5 separate regions of the Homo sapiens genome follow, and regions 1, 3, 4 and 5 are each linked to region 2. A link is a loop called in an ENCODE intact Hi-C map of the cell type or tissue named here. Cell type or tissue: endothelial cell of umbilical vein. All regions are shown on one strand.

Region 1 (5,000 bases), 930 kb before region 2:
TTAATGCCCATGGCACACCTAAGAGGTGGATCTATTACTATCTCCATTTTAGAGAGGAGGTAACTGAGCACGGAGAGGTGAAGTAACTTACTCAATGTCATGGCACTGGCAAGTGGGGGCAGGTTGGGAAATCTGGTCCATATACCACAAAGGTCTTCCTTCTGATCACTCCCTCTATAGAGCTGCCTCACGGGAAGTGTGCAGGTGAAGCTGGGGGACATCCAAAAGAAGACTGAGGAGGCTTGCAGACCTGGGAGGGGAAGGAGGGTGTGGCAGCCCCAGAACCCTGGGTGTCACTGACCGGTCAGTGTCTGCAAGCTTCCTTCTATTGTCCCCCTGCTGTTTTAGAGCTTTCAATTTTGTGTTCCTTCCCAGCTAAAAATAAGATTTTGTTTGCACACAGGGCAAAGGCCCTGGGGCCCTCCTGAGAAAATGTGCAGAGGAAACAGGACATGGGGTGGACAGCAAAGGCAAGAACGTCAACTCCATAGCTGCAAGAGGCTAGAAGCACGGAGCGGGAAATGGCACTTCCCTTGTGTTTTTATGTTTAGCTGGGGTTTAATTAATAACCGGCAAACAAGTCTATAATTAACTTGACTCCCCTTTTGGCCAGCCAAGGGAATAATAATCATGTTTTTTTTTTTTTTAAGTCCTTGGTGTTGCTGGAAAGATGGGAGGGAAATGGGGCTTTAAGTGCTGCTTGCACAATAATGAAAGCTCTGCGTAGCCCTCACTGCTCCCTCTCCCTTGCAAATTGCATTATTTATACCAGATGTTGCATTAAAAGAAGAATTACTATACTTCAGGGCTTAAATTATATATGCCTGATTTATTGCCTTTTTTCAGTTTTAAATGCTACCTTGCAGAACCTTGCTGATAAATGATAGCTTATTATTTTTCAGAGTGCTTGGGCTTATGAAGATTTTGAGAGAAGGAAGGGGTTAACTCTTTCCAGGCTGGACCATTTCCCTTCATCAGACGTGCACACTTCTGGTTGTTTTTATTTTTAATTGCTGAAGTGACATGCCAAAATCCTGTCTTGGCTCCTTGTACCTCAACGATACAGCACAAACTTCTCAGTGTGGCATTCAAGACCTGCCTCTGACTTCCCTTTCTAGCTCCCATTATTTTCTTTTCCACACGCTCTGCTCCTGAGTCCTAAATGATCTGGCCCATGTCTACCCTACCAGCCTCATTTTGTGTCCGTCTGCCACCCCTGCCTTCTTCTAGCCCTTTGAACATCCAAACTCCTTCCTGTCTTGGGGACTTTGCACATACTGTTCCCTCTGCCTGGAACTCTCTTCTCTCCATCCTTCCTTTGGCTAAGCATCTTCCTTGTTTCAGCATGAATACCATTTCTTGACCCCTAATATTTATTAGATACTCCTGTCATGGCGCCAAGAACTTTCTCCTTCTAGCACTTTCCAGAGTGTATACTAATTTATTTATTTGTATGATTATTTGCCTGGTTCCTCCACTGCACCATGAGCACTGTAAGGCCAAGGACTGACCCTGCTTATTCACCAGAGTAATTCTGAGCTGCACGCAGAGCCAGGCATTGAGGCACAGTATTTTCATTGAACAAATGGCTGAGTGAGCAGCCAAGCTGCTTGGCCTGTCCATTACACACTGCTCAGCACCCTCCTCTTCATTATTTCTGCCTCTGACTTGGGGAATCTGCTCAAGGGCTTGGGCTGGTCCTTAGACTATGAAGATGACTTTGCCAGGCACTGAACTGTAGACAGTGTTCCAGACAGAGGGAACAGCAAAAAGAAGACCCAGAAGTGCTAGAGAACAAGGTGTTTTTGGGACCGTGGTTCATATAAAGGCTCAGTATAGTTGGAGTAGAGGGTGTAGATAGGCTGCAGAGGGAGAGGAGAGCCTAGGCCTCAGAGGACTTTGCATGTCATGCTGAGGAGTTGGAGTTGTATTCTGTGGCCTATGGGCAGCAAACAAAGGCTTGGAAGAAGAGAATGCCATGATCATCTCCAGATGCTAGAAGAAAATAATCTGGGCCAACACCAGGGTTCATAATCCTGGTTAGATTAAGAAGGAGAGCAATGCTTCAGAAACATACAAACTCAACTCGCTGCCTGCGGAGAAGATGGGGTGCAGTTCCCAGGACTGGCTTTCCTGGGTACCACACGGACTCCCTGGGAGACACCAACATTTTAAAACCAAGGGTGTCTATTTCTACCAGCTAACATGTACTGGCTCTCCAGGCATGGATGGAGGTGCTTTTCCCTCATCTCAATTCAGTTTTAATAGGTCCCAGGGGGAGTTGCAGATTCATGAGCGAGGAAGGCAGGCAGAGAGAAAAGAAGGTAGCTTTTGTTGAGGGCCTACTCCGTGAGGAACAAAGCACATGCCTGGAGCAAATACTTTCTCTTTTAATTCTTCCAACAATCCTGAGAAATAGGTGTTATGACCCCCGTTTTTATAGATGAGAAAATGAGGCTTAGGGTAGCTAGAAAATGTGTCCAGCTAGTGGCTGGCAGAACCTTGGTCTGTTTATTCCCACTCCTGCTGTTGCAACTTTCCCTGGCCTTTTGCTTTACATAGCACCCAGAGTACAGTGATTCTTTGGTATATGTGCTGTTGCTCTAGTAGACCGTCAGTTCATATAGTGCTCAGTCGGCACTGAGGATTTCTTTTATTAGGTACTCAATACATGTCTGCCAATTGGCCCAGTAGCTTCTAAAATGTACAATTAACCCATCAGTCACTAGAGGGCATTATAGATTTATAATGTGGAGTGAAATTAAGAGTTACAGATGATTTCATTCACCCAGCTATTGTTTCCTTCCTTCCTTCTTTCCTTCCTCCCACCCATCAATCATTCACTTATTGACAAAAAAAATTGCTAAATGCTTTACATGTACTAGGCTTGGGACACTGAGTGAAAAACTGTCAAGTTGCTCATTGTTTTTGGCACATCATGGAGGGGAAGGCCCCAATAGGGTTAAATCGTAAAAACACATAGCCCTTCACTCAGCCTGGGAGTCAGAGAAGACTTCCTGAAAAGGCAGTAACTGAGCTGTGTTTAAAAATGGGTTGAAGTTAGCTAAGTGTAGAAGGAGAGACAGAAATGTACTGTAGGCTGAAGGGCTATCACAGGCAAAGTCCCAGGAAAAGAGAAGTAAAGAGCTCTGGGACTGCAAACAGACTAGAGTGGATAGATGAAGGGTCAGAGATGGGGCCGAAGATGCGGCTGGCAGGGCCTTGAATGGCAGGCTGGGGACTTTGAACTTGCCCTGAAGTCTTTGGAAGAGTCTGAAATGATTTGAGCTGAAGGTGGGAGAGAAAATGAATTCTTTTCACTCTGCGTCTTTGGTTGTGTAAAAGAAGAAAATATGACACCCCCAAATATGACCATAGGAGATCAGAATATGCCTCTTTGGCATAAGGATTATTTTGAGCTGATTGTTTTGCAAAATTGCAGACACACTCTGAAAACAGAGTAGAAGTTACCCCTTTGTAGGGGAAATTTATACCGATAAAGAAAAATCTCTATTTGCAAAGGTGTCTCCTTCTCTGTACCAGGAGAGAAAGATGCATCTAAACCACTAGAGACTCTTACCAATAGTGAAAGCACTGACTTATAAACCTGCATAACAAACCTTAGCAAACCTTACCCTTGCTTACTATGTTTTCCTGGGCATCTCCCCATAACCAGCCTTCCCCCTAGCATTCTTTGTTTCAACAAACCATGGTATTTAAGCCCACATTCAAAGCCACTTCACTGAGAGTCACTCATTTCTCTGTATCTCTCCCGTGGATACATGAAGCATACATGTTGTCAAACTTCTGTTTGTTTTTCTCTTGTTAATCTGTTTTTTGTTACAGAGCTCCATTCTAATCAAGAACTATAAAGGGTAAAGAAAAAATTGTTTTTTCTTCCTCTTTAGTTCCAAAGCAGAAAGTAAAAAAACTGTAGATAAGACCAGCTCAAAGGCTACATTAATCTATCCCAGAGATGATACTGGCCTGAATTAAGTCAGCAGATAAGAGGATGTAGAGAATTGGATGGAATTAAAAGATTTTAAGGAAGTAGAATGGGCAGATCTTGGTGACAAGTGAGGATGAAGGAGAGAAACTGCCTTTGCAAAGATTAGGACAGCAAGAGAAGTCTAGCATGGCTGATTCCATCTTGCCCCTTGCCTCACAGGCTGGCTGTCCTCACTTATTCCTGAGTGTAGGCCAAGCTAACCATGAAAGGAATTTAGTTTATAGTTTAACTTTAAAGAGAGGATGATAATAGTCTCTCTCTCAAATTGATCTTCTCCTTGTTCAGGGACTGAAACAGCCTTTGTAAGTAATGAAAGGCCACAAAATTAAGATTATAGGAGGGGTGTGAATTCTTCTAAAAATAGATGTAGTTAAACAATAACCAGCCATTGCTCCGTAACTTGTGTTTCTATAATCCCTTGTTGCTCAGGAGTCATGTGGCCAGATGTCACAAGATTTGTGACTTCCCAATTGCTCCTATAAATAACGTCACTATTGGAAAACCTAAGATTAGTCTTTTGAGATGTTTTTCAGACTTTTGCATTCTCTCAACTGACTGCCTCCCCCTGGATCCAGGACTCATGATTCAACCCTACCAGAAGGTGGACTCAGTTTTTGGTTTGAATGCCTGAGTGGATGGAGGGGACATTCCCTGGAGTGGAGAACATGGAGGAGGAGCAGAGTCTGGAGGAAATGCCAAGTTCAATTTTAAACATGCTGGATTTGAGCTGCTTCTGGCACATCCAGGTGAAGATGTCCAACAGGCAGCTCCATAGACAGGCTTGGTGCTTAGGAGAGGGCTCTGGGTTGGAGAGACTGTTGTTGAGTCACAAGCACATGGATGCTTTTTAGAGACATGGATATGGATGTGTCCAAGTAGAATTATTAATAGTTTTTGAGGAAAGAAGAGCTGGGAGTTGAAGGAAAAACCTTGAGGAGACTTAGCAGTTAAGGATCAAGACCTGAAAAGTTGAGTCTAAAAGGGTGGAAGA
Region 2 (5,000 bases):
CTCAATCCAGTTCCCGTTTGTGCCTCCACCTCCACTTACAGTCTCACTCTTACCACTTAGGATTTTAGCCTCTTCATAGGGGAACTTCGTTGCCTATCAGGAATGTCTGGAATTTGTCCTGCCTTCCCCCAACTACTCATTCATTTCCTCACCAAACTTTATGACTACCTAATGGGTGCCAAGCTTTGTGCTAGGACTCAGAGATCAATCAGAGACAGCAGACCCTGATCTTGGGGGAGCCACACAGCCTGCCCCAAGGCCTCAGGTGGGGAAAACAGACTGGAACACAGACCATAACCAATAGCTATTATAACACAGCACTACAATGCTGTGTTATAGTAACTATTATCATTAGAATCTTTATATAACACTTGTTATATACCAGGAGCTGTTCTAAGCACTTTATATATGTTAAGCTTAATTATTACAACTTATCTATATGAGATAGGTTAAAATTATCTCTATTTGATTGATAAAGGAATTGAGGCACAGAGCAGTTAAGTAACTTGCCCAGGATAGCACAGTTGGTAAATGGCAGAACCAAGATTTGAACTGAGCCTCCTTTACACTCTTAAAAATGACAGGATTCTAAAGAGGTTTTGTTTATGTGGGTCATGTCTAGTAATATTTATCAAGTCAGAAATTAGAGAACTTTTAAAAACATTTATCGATTCCCTTAAAATAACAGTAATAAATCTGTTACATGTTAATCTAAATAATAAATTTTAATGAAAAAAAATCCATAGCAAAATTAGTAAGAAGAATGCCATTGTTTCAGGTTTGCAACATCTTTAATGTCTGACTTATTAACATACAAAGCAGATTCACATATATTTTGCATTCAGCCTATTGTCATGTGTTATTTGATTAAAGGATATGAAGAAACCTGGCCTCACACATCATGAAGTTGAATAAGGGAGAAGTATTTTAATAATCTATTCAGATAACTGTGGACATTCCTCTTTGATAGTACACCAAAACTTGACAAGTGGTGGATTTTTAAAGGGTCACTGCCATGTGGAATCTGAAACCAGCTCACAGTGAAGGATACAAGTTTTCCAAAATCCCAGTTTTTCATTTGAACTCTCAAATTTTATAATTGGCCGTACATACTGTCATTTGTTTTCCTTGAAGTAACAGCTCTGACTTCATCATTTAAATATATATATGTGTGGGTGGATGTGTGTGCGTGTGTCTGTGGGTGTGTGTAGGTGTGTGTGTGGGTGTGTGTCTGCCAACTACCCATGGCTGAATAACTGCAGTGTGTCTGTCAATCGTTCTTTCCAGGAAAATGGTTTTCCATGGAGAAAATGGCTACTTCAGCTCCCAACTCACTCACTCACTCTGGTGCTTTTCCTTGAGACCACCACTGTGCTTTTGTAGGCAACAGAAAAGCTTTACCCATACTCTTATCTCATCACACCAATCATTAAAAAGACAGGCCAGACACTCGAAGGCTGAAGTTTAATAAATTTGATCATTTTTATTGCTTCGTCAAGGACATTAAGTGAAACTGACTTTTTTCTTCCTACCGTGCACATGTGGTGGTGAATAATACAATGATAACTACTGCAGTTTGCTACCACTACCTTGATCCAAACTAAAGCACCAGCTGTTTACCACTGTTGCTTTTACACCATCAGTTTAAACATCAACCAATGAAAAGGGAAAATTACATCTTAGTAGCATTATAAAAATAGTTCTGATCTCATGAACCTCTAAAAGTACCTCAGGTTCCTCCAGGGTCCTCAGGCCACGCTGAGAACCATGGCTCTATACTATATAATCCAGGATAAACCTGGGGCTATGTCAGCTTCCTCACTGATCAAAGTTCAGATTAAAGCCCAACCCTGAGCCCAGAGGCCTTGGGATCTGGACAATCTTTCTTTGGCCAGCCCTTGTCCCTCATCTCTCAGAGCTAGGCCGAGTCTCTTGAACTCCAAGCTCTAGCTTAGATTCTCACTGAAGACCATCTTTCCCTCAAGTCAGACCAACCATAGGCTAGACAAAACCTCAGTTCACCTCACCCTTAAGACACTCATTAGACTTCTAGCCACTCAGGGAAAGAAAAGAGAGGAGAACTCCCATCTGGAGCCCTTACTGCGTGCCAGGCATGACATTCTTTAATTCAACTCTCATCACCTCCACTCTGCTAGCAAAGAAACTGAGGCTCAGGGAAGCAGGGTGCCCACGCAGATCTGTCTGACATGAAAGCTAAGCCGTGGTGCCGCCTTCTGGTCAATTCCCACAGTCTCATTCCTGGCCCTGCCTGGACTTCCTCCCCTTCGTGTCTGCTGGCTGGTAAGGTTCCAGCATGCCTCACAACCAAAATTTCCTGAAATGAGAAAATTCCCAGCACCAGCGGTTTTAATCATCCAGTGTCTGAATTCCTAATAGTCACAAATCACTCAGATGTTGGAAACTATGAGACACACCACTCTCCGGAACAGATCATTGATAAAGTCTGAGCTGGGTTCACTTCTGCCATTGTTGGAGACCAGGCGGCGCAGGCTCTCCTTTGGGGAGTATTTCCACCGAAGCTGATGGTTCGTCATCTCTGTCTGTGTTCCGCACACGGGAGTTGACATCCTCTGGCCCCTGCCTCTTCCTCAGCACCAGGGGCTCCCTGGAAGAGCCAGGGCCCATTCAAAAAAGTCACAAAACAACTCCCCAGGATGTGACCAGGATAAGAATCACATCCTAAGATTCAGCTTCAGGAAAGTTTATCCCAAAATAAACCCAACACTGAAGTAAATAAAGCATTAGGAATATTTTGGGAGAGCAATTTCACAGAACTACAAAAAAGGAAAAAAGATGCTATTGTCAACAGCCTTTGTTCAGACATTCTGTATTTCTGGCACATCTTGTTAAGTGGCGGTTTTGTATCTGACATTTATGCAAGGGGGAAATGACCCATGTTTATGAAAATTATACCATTTCTTCTAAGGGTAAGAGTGTCCTTTAAGCACTGGTTTGAGATAGGCAGAGAGTTTGATGAGGATTCAAGGTTGTGATGATTAAAGCCAGGGTAGGAGGAACATGTAATTTGTGCAAAAGAACCCGGAGAACAACAGCAAAGGGAGAACTCTGTTGAATATATACAAAGGGGACGCTGCTTTGCAGTCTTGTTTCCCTAGGAGGAAGAGGGAACACAAACAGAAAGTTTTTATGATTTCACAGAACAAGAGAAGGCTCAACACTTGGCATAACAAAAGGTAAAATGTTTGGGATAATGGACACCAACTAAGCCTTATCTCCACTTGCACATTCAACCAAAACAAACAGATTCTATTAGTATCACCTTCACTAACGTGATTGCATTCATCCATTCATCCAATATTTAACAAATACTGTGTATTATACCCCGCTAAGCATTGGGAATGCCACAGTGATGAAAACACAGTCTGTGCCCTCGAGAAGCTCCTAGGACAGCAAGAAAAACAGATCTGTGAAGAGGCGATGATAAGAAGGTAATGAGTGCTCTAAATTTTGGTGGGAGGCCGGATGTGGTGGCTCACACCTGTAATCCCAGCACTTTGGAAGGCCAAGGAGGGCAGATCACCTGAGGTCACGAGTTTGAGATCAGACTGGCTAACACAGCCAAACCCCATCTCTACTAAATATATATATATATATATATATATATATATGTATTAGCTGGGTGTGGTGGCATGCACCTGTAGTTCCAGTTACTCAGGAGGCTGAGGCACGAGAATTGCTTGAACCTGGGAGGCAGAGGCTGCAGTGAGCTGAAACTGCACCATGCACTCCAGCCTGGGCAACAGAGGGAGACTCTGTCTCTAAATTAATTAATTAATTTAATTAATAAAATAAAATAAATGTTGATGAGGAAGTAGGAATCCAGGGAGACTTCCTAGTGATAATGACACCTGACCTCAAAATCCCAGAGAGGATGGTGGCTGGGGTTTTCACAGAAGGAGATGGATGCTGATGGTCATTCCAAAGATATCAATCAACAACTTTCTTCAGTCTTTTATCTTCAGTGCATTTATCACTCCATTTAAATTTTCCAGAATTGGTAAAACTTCTATGGGTCTTAATTTAAATATGATAAGCAATAACTTGTTACATTTGACTTAGGAAAACTGCATGATCCAGTGGTGACAAACCACAGGTCTGGGGATAGGCAGACCTGGGGTTGAGTTCTGCCACTACCACTTGCCAGCTGTGGGCACATCACTCACCCTGTCAGGTCCATGCCCACCTCACAGGGATGTTACTAGAAATAACATGAGGCAATTGAAGCATCTGGCACCTAATAACATTCTGTTCTTCCCCTAGGATCCTGTGACCACATCACAAACATCCCCCAGTTCCACGGGTGACTGTTTATCGTAACCCCACAGCCTTCCTTCAACCCAGCTGCTACCATCTCTCACCTGTACTATGTGATAGCCTCTGGACTTTTGTCCCCACTTCCTGCCTCATTCCGCTTTGGTCTGTTTTTCACAAAGCAGCCAAAAATGCTTGAAAATGCGTGGTGCTCATGCCTTTCCTCTGCTTCACACCCTCCCACGATTCTCCCTTGACCTCTGATAAAGTCGAAACTTTAGAACAGCTTTCATGGCCTTAATTGTTCAGCCCCTGCTCCCCTTTCAGCCTGGTCTGCCTCCCGCTACCCCATTCCACTCCATGCTCATGTTTGTCCACAGACTTCTGCCTGGAACACCATCCCTGCTGCACACCTCTTCTGCATGCTAATGCCTCTCCCTTCTCAGTGCTTCCTGGAGGAAGCCCTATGCTTTGATGCTTCTTCCAGGAAGCAACCCATGATTTCTGACCACCACAACCACGCCAAGCAACACTGGATTCAGTGCTCCCTCTCTGTCCTTCCTACCTTCTGTTTTTTCCCCATTTATCACAGTCTGTTACAATCTACTTCTCCGTATCCATCACTAGATAGTCATTTCTTAGGAATAGCTTTTGAAGCTTTTATCCCATATCTGACCTATTTTGAATGAATGAATAATCTCACAATG
Region 3 (5,000 bases), 270 kb before region 2:
GCCAGCTAATTCAGGCGAGGCAGTTTCTTCTCAAGAGGCTAAGAAAGGAAGACAATTACCTTTCTGGTGTTCTCCTCACAGCTTACCACCAAGAGCCTTCTGGGGATCTGGCATGTTGAAAATGCTCTAGCCGGTTCTACCTCCCTACCTTTGGTCATTTTCTTTTCCTGCCTGGCATCCTCTCTGACCTTTCCCTTAACTCTTATCCATAGTTAATGTTCCAGCTCATTTTACACCTTCTTTCCCACAAAGCTTTCTGCCTTAGTTTGAGTTACTCAGAAAACAAAAGCCTGAGTCAGAGACCCAGATGCTGGTCATTTACTTGAGAACAATCCCAAGAAGCAGAAGTGAGAGTGTGTGATGAGTGAAATGGGAAAGGAAAAACCAATATAAGGTATATTGTCAAGGTCGCCATTGCCAGGACCTCCTGAGAAATGTAAGGCATGCCTTCCACAATTATCCACCAGTTGTATAGGAAACTGGAGCATTTATCCATAGGCTTCTTCACTCCTTGTTCCCCTTCCCTTGTTCCTGAATGAGGGTTGCCCCCACAGTACTGTCTTAGTTTATTTAGGTTGTCCTAGAAGCAGAGCCTGAGACAAGGATTCGAGTGAAAGTCATTTAAGAGGTGATGCAAGGAAGCACCTGTAGGAGAGTGGGAACTTGATAGTGTGAAGGAAGGAAGCCAATCAAGGGTGTGAGAGCAGGCAAGTTACCACTATAGGCAGCTGGAGCTGAATCCTGCTGGGGAGCTGCCAGTGTAGAAACATGCCTCAGATTTATCCCTGCAGAGAGATTGGCTGGAGGGACTTTATCCACCACTTTCATAAGTCATCACTTGAGGTTTATGCCATGGGTTGGGGGTGGGAGTTTAATTTCCTGGCACTTCCTTCATTCCCAGCATATAGACAGAGTGGGGTCTTGCTGTCAGAGAGAGCCTGCAGGCAAAGATTTACAGCTACTCACCCATTGGAAGTAAAGTGTATAGACTTTACTCTCTACAAACTAGAAAACATAGGTGTAACATCTCCCCCAGGTTGTGCCCTCCAGCAGGCTGAAGATGCTCCCAGGGTCCTGAAGGAAGAAGCTGAAAGACAGGGACTCTGGCAGAGGGAAGTGATTCTGAACTGCCTACAACTGTAGTTGAAGTTAGAGGTGGGTGAAGGGCAAGGGCAAATGGAGCACCAAGGGTGTGTCTAACACCATCACTGACTATGCCAAGCCACACTGATTGTTTCTGTCCTTCCTCTGAGCACCCTTTTTTTAGTATCCTTAGACATGCATAGGTTGCCCTATATATACATGTAAGTTGAGCACTTGAAAGTAGAATGCAAACTTTTGGGATTAAGGCTCTGTGACTTAGCCTTTTTAGCACTTAGCAGAAAGTTTTGTATCCAACTATAACTGTCTACTTTTGCAAGAAAATTGAAGCATTCATCATGATCTCCCTCCCTCCCCTATCTATAAAGTTATCTTCATATTTATGTTATATATATGAAGTTACTTCATATATATGATGTAAGATATATATATATATATATATACACATATATATATATATATATATATATATATGAAGTTATCTTCATGTCTTACATCTGTTACTCCTATCTTGGAAATAACAAGAAAGAGGTTTCTCCTTTCGCTGATTAAGGTAAACCCATCTATCTGCTCATGTTTTCTATGCCATTGATTTCACTCCTCTTCTGGGAATCCTCACTCCTTTAGTTATCTCTTCTTGCAAATTGTCTGTGTAGCAGGTATGTGGGCCAAGTGGTGGTCCTGAAATCTGGACCATCCTACTCCATTTCTTCTTTGCTTGAAGCCTCAGAGTAGCTGAAGAAACAAACCCTTGGGATAAACTGCAGGATCTGTAGTGAGCAATCAGCTGTGGCTCTACCAGGGCAACCAAAAAACCTGCATTCCATCTAGCTTGGCAAGGGACTCCATTCTGTATGATCAATTGTGTAATATTAGACTGGGAAAGGGGGCACCTGCTTTCTCCTTCCCTTCAGTCCTGACAGGGTGAGGAAAAACAGAGCTCGTGGGATAGGAATGAAGCGTGAAAATGCCCTAGTCATGCCCAACACACGTTCTGTCCTCAGCTTCCCTCTCTAATTCCAAGGCCTGCCATTCCCTAATACCCAGCTTAGCTTTCAGAAAATAAACTGCTCCTTGTCAAAATCATTTGAATTCCTTTACAATATAGAACGTTCCTGTTGACCTCCATGGAATCTAGAAAATTAAATGCCTCAAAGATGCGGAACATGGATTGGAGAACTACAATAATATTTTTGCCATGTTTTCTGCCTCCTGAAATCCTTTTGGGAACATAGTTGGAATAAATAACCCTACATAACTTAAAAACAATTCATTCATGGCACTTCTCTTGACCCATTCTATCTTTTCCCCCTGTCTGATTCCTACTTCCCTTCTTGCCACAGGCCTTCATGTTAATGAGTTTGAAATATGTCCTTAAATATTTATGCTTACTTGTAAAATATGTAGTGTTGGCTTGGGTGTGTATATGTCTTTAACTTATATAAATCATATGGTATTATAAATTTCATTCTGTGTCTTTTGTGACTCAATGCTAGAGATTTGGGAGGTGAAATGAGGTAGTGTTTGTTTAATCTTTTTTTCATTTGAAACACATCACACATATGAAAGAGTGCATGAACTTTAAAACCCTCGTGTATGGTCATCCCTGATATCATCTCCCCCTCCACACTAGAGGAACTTTTTAAGCTAAACTTAATGTTAATCACTTTCTTTTTTGTTGTTTTGTCCATTTATTTTTCCTGGTCTCGGACTTTATGTAGTGAATCATACAGAATGTATTCCTCAATGACTTGCTTTTTTGGCTGAACTTTTTTTTAGATTTATCTATGTTGCTAGTATAGCTGTGGTTTATTCATTTTCATTGGTGTACAATGTGCTGCTATACCATACTTTATTTATCTGTCTACCACAGGTAGACATTTGGATTTGTTGCTGTTGTTGTTTTTGCTATTCTGAATAACGCTGTTTTAAACATATTGACCTTGTTTTTGTGTGCAGCTGGACAGAAATTTATCAGTGGAACATATCTAGAATTGGCTGTGCTGAGTCATAAGGAGTGTCACTCTTCTGTTCTAAGCAAGGCAAAATTACGTTCTAACGTTAGTATACTCACTCACACTCTCTCCCATGGAGTTTGATAATTTTCTTCTTCATATTCTTGGAAATAGTGACATTGTCAAACTTTTTATTGTCAACCTAGTGGTCATAAAAAGGTATTCAATGTGCATCTCCTCAATTGCCAATCAGCTTGAATATCTTCATAACTTTATGAAACACATATGTTTTCTCTTATGTAAAAGTCCTGTTTGTATTTTTTGCTTATTTGCCCTTTAAGTTTTTGATCTTTTTCTTAAGAATTTTTAGGAGAATGTGTGTGTGTGTGTGTGTGTGTGTGTGTGTGTGTGTATGTGTATTATGGATACTAATCCTTTGTCATGTATATATTACAAATATCTTCCAGCTTTGGATTTTAATTTTAGCCCTGTTTATGATATCTTTAGTAAATAGAAATCTCTAATTTTAATGGGATAGAATTGATCAATTGTGTGTGTGCTATGTTATGCATAAAAAATTATTAGCCCAGTATGGTGGTGCGTGCCTGTAATCCCAGCTACTCAGGAGGCTGAGGCAGGATAATCGCTTGAACCTGGGAGGTGGAGGTTGGAGTGAGCCGAGATCATGCCACTGCACTCCAGCATGGGTGACAGAGTGAGACTCCGTCTCAAAAAAAAAAAAAAAAAACTTTTTTTTCTTGTTGTCCTTAAGATTTTTCTATGTAAATCAAATGCTAAAATGGTACACCATCAAGGCCTTATTCATGTTATTTGCCTTCTCTGAAACTTGATTTGTGAAATAATTTTGTCCCGAGGGTTTCATGGGGGTTACATGTAATAAGAGTGTACGAAAGAGCCTAGCAAAGTACATCACACATAATTGGCACTCAGTATATGTTAGTTCATCCACTGGAACATAGTTCTAGTTCTATATTTTGAGGCTTAGGTATTTGCAAGTAACTTAGTTTTTAACAGGAAATATTTAGTCCGTGTTATTTATATGCTGGACATTTTGTAAATGTTTTATTCTTCACAAACCATGTAAGGTAAATAATATTATCATTACCATTGTACAGAAGAGGTAATTTAGACTCAGAAAGAATAAGTTACTTACCTTGGGTAACACACACTAAAGGGCAGTGCCATTATTATATTTGCTATATGCCTTTCTACCTAGACTGTGAAATACCTTATGGGAGGATCTGCATTCAAAGAATGGCAAGAATCCTATAGCGCTGGAAAATAAACTATATCTGTAGGTGTGTGGTGTGAATTTGAGGATGTGGTAAACTGGAAAAGATAAAAGTGGTCTACTTATTGCTTTTCACTTTGCAGAGCATATAATATGATTTCCCATGGTACATATCCTCCATTCATTCCCTCAGACCTGACTCAGAGTCTCTTAAAACCACCCATTCCCCTAAGTGTCTACCTTGAGCCCACTGCCTTCCTGATTTGCATCCTAAAGACAGTTGCCCATAATTTAACTAACCACATTGTTCCTCTCCAAGGAATTCCACATCCAGTGGAACATTGCTCCAGTCGTAAGGTAACGGGACGCCAGAGACTATCTTCCTGTCAGAATCTTGAGTCACCCAGGGCACACGTGTCAACAGGGTTTAAAGCTTTGTTTGTTTGCCTCCCCAGACAGACGTTGAAACAGAATCTCCCACCACCAAACTGCCTAGACAACCAAGCAACTCAGTAACCACTTACTAAAGCTAACAGTCTTTTGGCATTCAGTTTCCCACCAGATGAATTATAGCATAGTGTACAGTGAATTCATTCAGATCACTGAATGTTAAATGTGGAGGCCCTTAGTAATTACCTAGACACCATTGTAGCAGGAAGGGAACAAAATGCAAAGAATGAATGCAAGCAAAT
Region 4 (5,000 bases), 1.0 Mb before region 2:
ATGAATATAGAACATCTTCTGATGCAATTGATGCGAATTGATATTTCTATGGGGAGGATTACTTGATTATCAACTTCAAGTAGCCACAGTTCTCCTGGTTTTAAGTCTGTTGTAGGAATTACGGACGAATCAAACTTTAGGTCTCCATAATCTGTGTATTCATAGCTGCAGTATCATTGGTGTCCTATAGTTTCGATGGTAAGGGAGGGGTTATAATTTCATCTATTATATATAATATACATAATGATGAAAGAGCAATTAAAATTAAGATAATGGCAGGTAAAATAGTTCATACCATTGTGTTTGTGTGAGTTTTAGTTGTTAATATCAGGGAGATAATGTAAAGTACTAATGAGCTCATTAAAAAAACAATTATTAGGGTGTGGTCATGAAAGTGAAGGAGTTCTGTGATAGGTGACATAGCATCTTGGAAGCCTAATTGAAATGGATATGCCCTGAAGATAGAAAGGGTTCTAACATGTAAATTAACTTTGGCAAAGTTATATGATTATTTTACTATAGTAACTCTTAACCGAGAAAGTCATCGTAGTTACGAAGTTGGCTTAAACCCAGTTTTGGGAGGTTCAATTCCTTCCTTTCTCTTCTAGGCTTTCACATAAACAGGTTCTTCAAATGTGAGATATGGTGGCAGGGAGCTGTAAAGTCATTCTAGGTTTGTAGTTGATAGTTCAACTACTGAAACATCTCGTTTTGAAGCAAAGGCTTCTCAGATTATGAAGATTATTAAGCTTGGCCTCCCAGCTAACTTTAGTAGACAAGTCCTGGAGTGGTTTCTGATTGGCTAGGTTTGGCTATGTTTGGCCTTGCCCATATCCAAGCCAATCACTGTGGCCAGGAGAGAATATTATGATTGGCTAGGTTTGGCTATGTTTGGCCTTGCCCATATCCAAGCCAATCACTGTGGCCAGGAGAGAATATTTTGATTGGCTAGACTCAGGTCACATGCCCTCAATCTTGTGGCTAAGCGGGTAGAAGACTGACTAACAGCCCCACTTAGATTTCATGGAATGGAGCAGTGCATTCTTTCTCTTAAAAGAAAACCAAGGAGTTACGCATGCTCAGCAGAAGGAGTTTGGGAAAGCCTTTTGGGAAGAAACAAACCTGTAGATACATACTAACTCCAGCTACATGAGTGGGTAGCAGGCAATTTGGCATCATACAGCTCACACTTTTATCATCACAGAATTAGATTCAGGCCCTGACAACCCTTAAATTCTATTCTTATGAGTAAAGAGCTCAGAACGAATGGCACTGCACTGAAATTCAAGAGGCCTGCAATTGTCCATTCATTTTGAGTAATATGAATCAAATGAATGGCAAGATTGGCTGTTATTCTTCTCTGCTCTTGGCCTCAGTTTACTCATGAAGGGGTTGATCTTGTCACCAGATGTTCTCTCAAAGTACACTTCCTCTCTGACATCCCCACCCACTCCAGTGCCCTAGAATTTCACCCCAACAGGCCCTGAGCCAAGCTTACGTAGCACCAGCAGGGCTCAGCACTGTCTACCTACCTGGGGAGGCTGTCTCTGAGCTGGCTTGTTGCCTTAGAACTGATAACTAGGGTGCTTGGGGTGAGCTCCTGAACCCCAGCCTGCTCCTATCCTTGCCATGTTGGCCCCATCTCTTGGTTGGGTAACAAACTTGTTTCTCTCCATCTTCACCAAAAGAACAATTAATCCCAAAGATTTGAACTGATAGCATGCTTTTATAACTCACTGAATCTGGTGTCAACGAGGCTCTGGCCCTTCTTCACGTAGCTTTAAGGGGAACCACTTGGAATGCCCACCCCAAAGAAGAAGCACATCCGCAAATAGTACAGAGAAAAGGAATCTTCTGGGCTTTAGTGCCATCCAGGCTGATTTCTTTGTTTCAAGCCCTGCTCTCTCCTTCATCCCATGTAAAAGCATTGTTTGATCAGATTTTTTTCACCATTGCAACCATTCCCCAGTTGCCATTGGCTTCTTTACTGAGCAACATCTGTGCCCTGGCCTCCTCATTCCTCTGAAGAATGCGCTTTTGATGGGTAAACAACAATTGTAGCTTGTTTTCTCTAGTCCCATGGGACTTGGGGTTATTCAAGTTTAGAGATACACAAAGACTTTATAAACACCGGGGATTTATAGCCACGATTGGCTGTGATTGCTTTGTTAGCTCATAGCACATGCTGGGTGTGAGGGCCTGATTCCGGGTTGGGCCAAGGAGCCTGAGCTGCGTCTGCCTCAGACACCTGTAGAAGATGAAGTTCAGCAGGAGAGAGGCAGTTACTCATCCTCCTGGCTCTGCGTCCAGTGACTTCACCGCCAGAAAATCAGCCCTAAGGCCCTTGCCTAGGAGCAGGGCAGGAGAGAAATCGATATTTCAGTCATTGCCGACACTGCCAGCAAAAACAGAAAGGGAAGCGAGGGACGTGGACATTTTCTGAGTACCTAACTTAGAATTTTGTTTCAATTTCACAATGTCCTAGTGAAGCCACTATTATCCCGCTTCTGTCTAAGAGAAGGAAACAGGCCCTATTGTGCAGGAGTGAGGCCCTTTTGTGGACACACATGTGGATTAGTGCTGAGCTCTGCCTATCTCTGGTCCTCTCCCAGTGCTGCACCTAGAACTCAGAGGGCAGGTGACAAGGCACTGGGCTGAAATGAAGAGGCCACGCAGTGTGTCCAGCGAGCCTGGCACTGCTGGCCCTGCTGGCCCTTAAACCCACTGCTCCAATTCTTGGATTCTGGTTATTAGCCCATAAACTGGAGCAATTAGGGATCCTGAGGATCTGGTGGGGTGGGAGAGCAGGGAGACAAAAGGCAAGGGGAGCTGGCAGGGGATGCGTGCCAGGATGCCCGGTGCCCCTCGCCCACTGTGGGAAAACAGGGCTCGTTTCTGGAGCAAACCCAGAGAGGCTTGCTCTTTCTTCTCCACACCAATAGGGGGCAGCAGAGAGCAGTAAGCATCTAGTCTTAGTTCCCCAGAAAAGCTCACTTTTGTTCCATTTCTTCAGTTTGTGATTTGGGCAAAGTCATTCACTTTTCTGGGCCTAAGTTTCTTCATCTAATTGGGGATAATAAACCCTTCACAAGGCTTTTGAGGCAATAATTAATCCCAAAGATTTGAACTGATAGCATGCTTTTATACACTGCACCTGGAGTTAGTGAAGCCCTGGTCCCTTCCTCATGTAGCTTTAAGGTGAACTACTCAGAAGGCCTACCCAAAAGAAGAAGCACATTTGCAAATAGTATAGGGAAAAGGAATCTTCTGGGCTTTAGTCCTGCCCAGGCAGTCTAGGCAGAGATCATGGATTTAAATCACTTTGTACATCAAATATAGGTCCTCTTAAATTTTAAAGCTTCTCAGGTCTGTTGTCTTGTACATAAATTTCCTTTAAATTCTTTCTAGAAGTAAGGAGACTAGGAAAAATCAAATACAAATAAAAATGAAGGCATGATTGTTGTAAAAATTTACCTGATAGTTGTTTTGAGAAAACAAATTTTTTTTAAAAAAAATCTTGGAATTATTAAAAACTTCTTGGAATCATAATTGGAAAGGGAGTGACATTCATTCACTTGAGAAATGCCTACTGATTGTCTCTACATGCAAAAACAGTTCAGACACAAAAAGCTCCTGCCCTCATTGAGCTTCCATTTAAGTGGGAGATGTAGGCCTTGATTGCTTGAATTTAAACATGTGTGCATGAGTGTACCATTAAGTTTGGAGATTCTAGCAGGGGAGTGCAGCTACTCATATATCCTTGACCAAAGCCTGGTCCTCCTCTGCCGGAGATGGTCGTTCTCTTTGACCGAGCACACAGCTTTGGGAGGGACTCACATGGAGCGGTGAGGGAGGAAGGGGACACCCGCCTAGCCAGCCAGGTCAACCAAGTCATCCCTGGCAATCAATGGGGTGACAGATGTCACAGCCAGATCACCCCCTCACATCTGAGTGTACCCTTAAATTATTTAATTTTTTAAGTGTTAATAAGAAAGACTGACCACCCCAAGAATGTAGATAGGGAGACCTAACCCAGAACTGGAGAGTCAAAGAAAGTGATGTTCAAGCTGAAATATGAAAGATGGAAGTGGAAGAGGAAAATATGAAAATATGAAAGAGGCAGTGGAAGAGGAAAAACTGTTCCAGGCAGTGGGCACAGCAGGTGCAGAGGCTCCAAGGAGGGACAGTAATAAGGAAGGGTGTGTCCTGAAATGCCAAGAGTACACCTCACCTAGACATAGACATTGAATAGTCATGACTTTTCTATCTAAATGTGGAAAAATGACCACAGAAATATTGGGTAGATTGAAAGTATAGAATTTTATTTTTAAATATTCATTGCAGATCAAAATTAATATCGTCAACTTTAGGATCATAAAGATGTATTTAGTGTAATTTTCTATGCTCATATGATAATATTTGGCATAAGGATAATGAGTTAGTGGAAACTGATTTTCAAGAAAAATTATTTAAGGACTATACTCTTAAAACGGAGTTTTCCTCTTGAATTTTCCATTCTGCCTCTCCTGACCGTGATCTCATCAGTGGCCCTGATTTGCTTTGTGACCTGGTCCCAGTGTATTTTTCTATATTTGTTTCTCACCACTCTCTCCTTTCACTCTCTCTGTTCTACACAATTAGGCCCCTGCGTGTTTTCCTCAGGCCCTCACCTCCCAGCTCCCATACCCACAGCCTGACCCTTCTCCTGGCTTACTTGTCTGTCTCTCTCTTACCTCCTGAATGCGATCCCAGCCATCCTGCAGGCCCATGAAAAACGCTACCTCCTCCTTCCTGGAACCTAGCATCGTATGCCCAAAGCACACTCCCTGTGGCCACTTATGACAAGGAGCACATGCCTGTCTCACATCAAGGTCATCTCTGTCTGTACCTGTCTCTCATTAGACTGTGAGTCCCTTCAGGGCACAAACCACATTAACTTTGTGCCCCCTTTCAAGACTTAGTACAGTGTGGCTCACACTGTCATGCATGTCACATCTAGT
Region 5 (5,000 bases), 110 kb before region 2:
CTGCTTGCTGGCTTTCCCACCCATGCTGCAATCTCTGCACCTCTCCCTCCCTTCTCCTTTTCTAGAGAGAAAAACAAACTCCTCTCACTTTCTCAGGCAGAGAAGCTTGACTGTTCTTTTGTTGCTGAAGCTCTTGCTAAAACTTTTATTCCAAAATAGTTTATTGAGGGTTTTGTTTTGTTTTGTTTTGTTTTTTTGAGACGAAGTTTCACTCTTGTTGCCCAGGCTGGAGTTCAATGGCACGATCTCAGCTCACCGCAACCTCAGCCTCCCGGGTTCACGCGATTCTCCTGCCTCAGCCACCCCAGTAGCTGGGATTACAGGCATGCGCCACCACGCCCGGCTAATTTTGTATTTTTAGTAGAGAAGGGGTTTCTCCATGTTGGTCAGGCTGGTCTCAAACTCCTGACCTCAGGTGATGCGCCCACTTTGGCCTCCCAAAGTGCTGGGATTACAGGTGTGAGCCACCACTCCCGGCCTATCGACGTATTTTAATAAAGAAAGATAAGGCTGGGCTTGGTGGCACGTGCCTGTAATCCCCACTACTCAGGAGGCTGAGGCAGGAGAATCGCTTGAACTTGGGAGGTGAAGGTTGCAGTAAGCCGAGATCGCACCACTGCACTCCAGCCTGAGAGAGCGTGAGACTCTGCCTCAAAAAAAAAAAAAAAAAAAAAAAAAAAAAATTCTGGGTCTAGCCATTAAGATTAAAAATTCCTTTTTTACTTCATTACACAAGTATCCAGAGGCAGTATTGCATGGTAGAAAGCGTAGTGAGCTGTATATGTTGTCTAGCTGTGTCATCTTGGACAAACTATTTAAGCACAGTGTCCTCATATGTAAAATGAAGACTGTAATAGTACTAAGCTTATAGAGTGCTATAAAAGTTAATGTAAAAAAACTTAGAATATTGCTTGACACATGATAAGAGCTCATCAATATTATTTATCACTTTTCTTAAACAAGTTATTACTGCATTTTCTATGAATCTTTCTCCTGCTCCTAGGACTTTGTCCCACTTGAGTCACCTACTTAAAATGCAGTCAGCATCTATAAGGTATTACCAAGAAGATGTACCATTTTGACCTCTGGAGTTCATTATTGTGAAAAACTTCTAGCCGGTGACATATGACTGGAGACAATGATGTGAGTATACAAAAGTAATGCACTGGCAGTATAGCCTCATAATTTGGAGTCACATGTCCTGGGTTCAAATCTCAACTATGAAATTTACTTGTAGAATAATCTTGGACAAGCTGCTTGACCTCTCTGAGCTTTGGTTTTCTTGTCTCATAAATGCAAGTAAAAATAAAACTTTACAAAGTCAAAAGGATAAAGAGACATACACTGTAGGAAAAAATAGTAGATGCCTAATAGATGGTACCCATTCAATAAATTCAATGGTGGTGGTGATGATGGTGATAAACAAACAGCATAAAATATATGTTTAAATGGTAGGGGTCCCATTCAATGATTTTCACTTGGGAAGTTGTATACTTATCTTAATGATATTACGAGCTCCCAACTCCTATTTACAAATGATCTTTGGAACAGCCTGAGAATATTGGTCACCCACAATGTCATCAACAGCAATAGCTATGAATAAGATTTTGACATCTTTGTTTAGTTCATATTATTGTTATATATTATTGAATCATTTTATATAGACATTTTATATCCTATTTTTTCACTTAACGTATTAAAAGCATGTTCCTGCACCTTTAAACTTTTTGTATATTCTGTGTTAACAACCACATAATATTCTATTGCAAAGACCTGCCATATTAATTTAACAACTCTTTTGTCACTGGGCATTTAGGTTGTTTCCAATTCTTGGTTATTATAAATAATGCAGCAATGGATGGTTTTGGCCAGAAGGTTTTGTCTGCATTTCGGATTATTTCCTTCAGCTAAATTCCTAGACATAGAATTCCCAGGCCAAAAACTATGAACTCATGATACATAGTGCCATATCGTTATCCAGATCCTCCACATATTTGAAGACAACGATCATACTCCCAAGTCTTTTCTCCAAGATAAACACGCACATATCCCCTATCACTCCTCATATGACTCATTTCCCAGTGTGGTCACCATTCTTGCCCCTTTTCCTCTGGAAGAAAGCACAAACTCCTAAGCTGGCATTCAAAGCTCTTCCACTCTGACTCAACTTCATCTTTGCCCCTTCATCTCCTGTAGTACCTCACCTCCCTTGTCAGGCCCCTCCTCTCCTCTCAGTCGCTGCTCCCTACAAATGCCCTGTTCCTTCACTCTGCCATTCACTTATTTACTGTTCCTTCAGTCCAGGATGCCTTTCATACTTTTGATGCCTAGGAAACTCCATCTCATCTTGCAGTACAGAGCTCCAGTGCCGCCTCTTCTTCTTCTTGATCCCTTCTTCCCTGCTCCAGGCAGAACTAACTTTTCTGTGCCCCCTACTCCTGTGCCACTTTGTACAGAGTGGTCAGGGCCCCACCATGAAATGACAACCTACTCAAATTTGGACAATGCAAACAGGATTTAATAAAGGATGATTTAGGAAGATGTGTGCAGAATGTAGAGAAACCACAAGGAATAGCATCATACTCAAATGCTAGCAAGGCTTTTAACATCTCTACACCTGAAGGAGTAAGGACAGGAGGGGTTACTGGAATGCAGAAGGAAAGAGTTTTGCGGAGAGGGCCACCTTAAGAGAAGCTATGACTTCCATCAAGGAACAAAATCAGCCGAAGGTAACACCTCAGGGAAGCACCCAAGGGAATAAATACCTTGACTTCACTCTCCTCTCTCCTTTCCATCTCCCTCTTGTGCTTCTATGAGCAGAACCCAACTAGACCCAGAGCGATAGGAAGCCCATCGGAACAGTCCATACAGGTCATCCCCCCTGGGGCACAGAGCATGGTGAAGGGTGGAGAGAATGATTTGAGGAGCGAAAGGAAGAGCCCCAGCTCGCTGTATTAAAGCTCATTACCCTGTATTATAGTTAGTTGTTGGCAGCTGCACTTCACTCTCTGGACTAAATATTTATTGCCCCACTCACCTCTAAACCACTTTCTACACTGTAGCATGACCATGTTGTTCTTCCACTAATATGATTCAGTGCTCCACCGTGTCCCCTCATTGCCTACAGAGCCAAATATAAATTAATTAGCATGACTAATGCCCAGAGGACTTGGCCCTTGTCTTCCCCCAAGCCACCTCTGCCTTCCCTCCCACTTCACAATCCAGCCACATGAACAACCTGTCATTCTCCAAACACAGAATGCTCTCTAAAGGGTCTATGCTTCTGTCCTGAACATACTTTCCCCACTGGAAACTGCCTACTCATTCTTTAAGACCCAATGCGAGGCCTACTTCTACTATAAACTTCCCCTGCCTCTTCCAGACAGACCCTGGGGCTCCTTCTCCAAAGCTCTTTTGCAGCTTATAGCACTTTATATTATAGATGTTTATAACTCTGTCTCCCCAAATAAACCATAAGCTCCTTTATGGCAGGGGCCACGTCTTATTTCATCTGTTCCCCTAATACCTGGCAAAGTCTCTGGCACATAGTAGACACCCAATATTAAACTAATGAATGAATCATTAGGTCAGATATTTGCAATTAATGTGGATTCCTCACTTGTGCATGTGTTTTTCTAATGTATGCTTGTTTCAATGTATTCACTTCTTAAGCATGAGTGAATGACAGAGAACAGAAGCTTATATCCTGGGCATTTCAGCATCGGTTGGCACTGGATGCCATCTGCCATTGGTAGAACTGCTGCATGAAGGCAGGCATCCTAGAGAGGTCAAGTTGGAGACAGTCCACATGTAGCCTACCCATTGTGTATCCATTTGACAGACCTGTTAACAGGTAACTTGCCAACAAGCCCTTAGGAGCTCTTCTGTCTGCTTCCTAAATCCATTTTGGAGCAAAAATCTATTTTATTAGCTGAAGACAGAATAGACCAATTCCAAATATTTGGAAAAGCTTAATCTTGCAAATTAGCTAGCTGTCCTCTGGCCACATGGTGGCCACTTGTGTGGGAGGAAAGTAGGCCCATCTCAGGACAGACCTTTCTCTGTTTCTTGAGAAAACACAATAAAACACCCTTCCTCTTTCATCCACATCTGGCGGCTGCAAAAACAGTGACCCATGGAATTCACATTTTCATACTTGACTATGGCAGGCCAGTGTCCAGAGGTTATTCTTGCTGTGTTTATGAAAGAGTGAAGCCTGTCAGGATAAGAAGGCTTCTGATAGAGTGCTTATTGAGAAAACATGCAGAGGTTTCTGTTTCCCCAAATTAGAGAGGGAGCTTATGATAAGAATCCTTTTCATTAATTTCTTCTCCTCAACTGCTTCCCTGCTGTCCTGTGGCATAATTAAGAGCCTTGAGGTTCAGCCTTGTGAACAAAGTCCTAGAGAAAATTCCCCAAAGAACAGCTTAGGGGATCCTGTCAAAATTTTACAAGACTTCAAGGAAATCATATTATACCCATAATAGGGCCACCATGCTAAGAGAACTGAAAAGAATTTTTCTTACCACCATTTTTGGCTGGAGATGTATCAGTTCATCATGCTCGTATTATAAACTGAGTGCTGACTGTTCACTCATCTTCCTTGGGTAAGCAGGAATGGCCTAGAGAGATGAGAATGGCACCTTCCAAAAGTTCCAGATTGGAGACTGATCCATCCCACAATGAAATGGCACATCAGTCTGAATAGGATTCAGCAAAGAAGTTATAAGGACAAATAAGCAGACGGGGGGAAGTGATGAGACAGAAGGTTCCAAGTGGACAATGGAAGGGATTCTTGGGCTATAGCATCTTAGAAGCACTAACATCTAAGTGAAAACTGAAAGCCAAGAAGGAGTTGGTCAGTACAGAAGGAGAAACACCATTCTAAGCACAGGGAAAGTCCTAAGTGAAGGCCTGAAAGCAAAGATGTCTGGGTGGGTTGGGGTGCTGCAGTGAGGTTGGGGAGGTAGAAAGAAGTCTGACACATTGGGTACAGGGTA

Evidence for each region. A loop is a pair of places that touch in the nucleus more often than their neighbours do. Peaks named below come from ENCODE experiments on the same cell type or tissue, not always from the same donor. Only the 100,000 strongest peaks of a DNase experiment are listed, where the experiment ranks them.
Region 1: it touches region 2 in a loop (4-fold over the local background); 2 of 110 quality-filtered maps call a loop at or near these places.
Region 3: a loop joins it to region 2, with 10 times the contacts of the local background. A loop is called at or near these places in 2 of 110 quality-filtered maps.
Region 4: it touches region 2 in a loop (4-fold over the local background); 6 of 110 quality-filtered maps call a loop at or near these places.
Region 5: it touches region 2 in a loop (3.0-fold over the local background); 5 of 110 quality-filtered maps call a loop at or near these places.

What each region holds. Positions count from the first base shown.
Region 1 is chr1:55,476,194-55,481,193 of GRCh38, forward strand. No RefSeq gene overlaps it. Among named protein-coding and RNA genes, the nearest start is that of MIR4422, 250 kb to the left of the region's middle. In endothelial cell of umbilical vein, a CTCF peak has its summit at 2,715 (motif pointing right); a DNase peak (open chromatin) is centred at 2,828.
Region 2 is chr1:56,409,395-56,414,394 of GRCh38, forward strand. LOC124904185 (a long non-coding RNA gene) reads right to left here. Exons shown (of 2, transcript XR_007066106.1): 2 at 773-3,133. Among named protein-coding and RNA genes, the nearest start is that of LINC01767, 3.1 kb to the right of the region's middle. In endothelial cell of umbilical vein, a CTCF peak has its summit at 2,261 (motif pointing left); a DNase peak (open chromatin) is centred at 2,337; H3K27ac peaks cover 1,219 bases.
Region 3 is chr1:56,135,255-56,140,254 of GRCh38, forward strand. No RefSeq gene overlaps it. Among named protein-coding and RNA genes, the nearest start is that of LINC01755, 190 kb to the left of the region's middle. RefSeq lists an enhancer at 152-241. In endothelial cell of umbilical vein, no CTCF peak of the experiment used is centred here; DNase peaks (open chromatin) are centred at 297, 657 and 2,977; H3K27ac peaks cover 1,783 bases.
Region 4 is chr1:55,372,904-55,377,903 of GRCh38, forward strand. It overlaps the pseudogene MTCO2P34 and the pseudogene RN7SKP291. Among named protein-coding and RNA genes, the nearest start is that of MIR4422, 150 kb to the left of the region's middle. In endothelial cell of umbilical vein, a CTCF peak has its summit at 2,949 (motif pointing right); no DNase peak of the experiment used is centred here.
Region 5 is chr1:56,299,939-56,304,938 of GRCh38, forward strand. All of the region lies in intron 1 of LOC124904186 (a long non-coding RNA gene), which reads right to left. Among named protein-coding and RNA genes, the nearest start is that of LINC01767, 110 kb to the right of the region's middle. In endothelial cell of umbilical vein, no CTCF peak of the experiment used is centred here; a DNase peak (open chromatin) is centred at 2,073.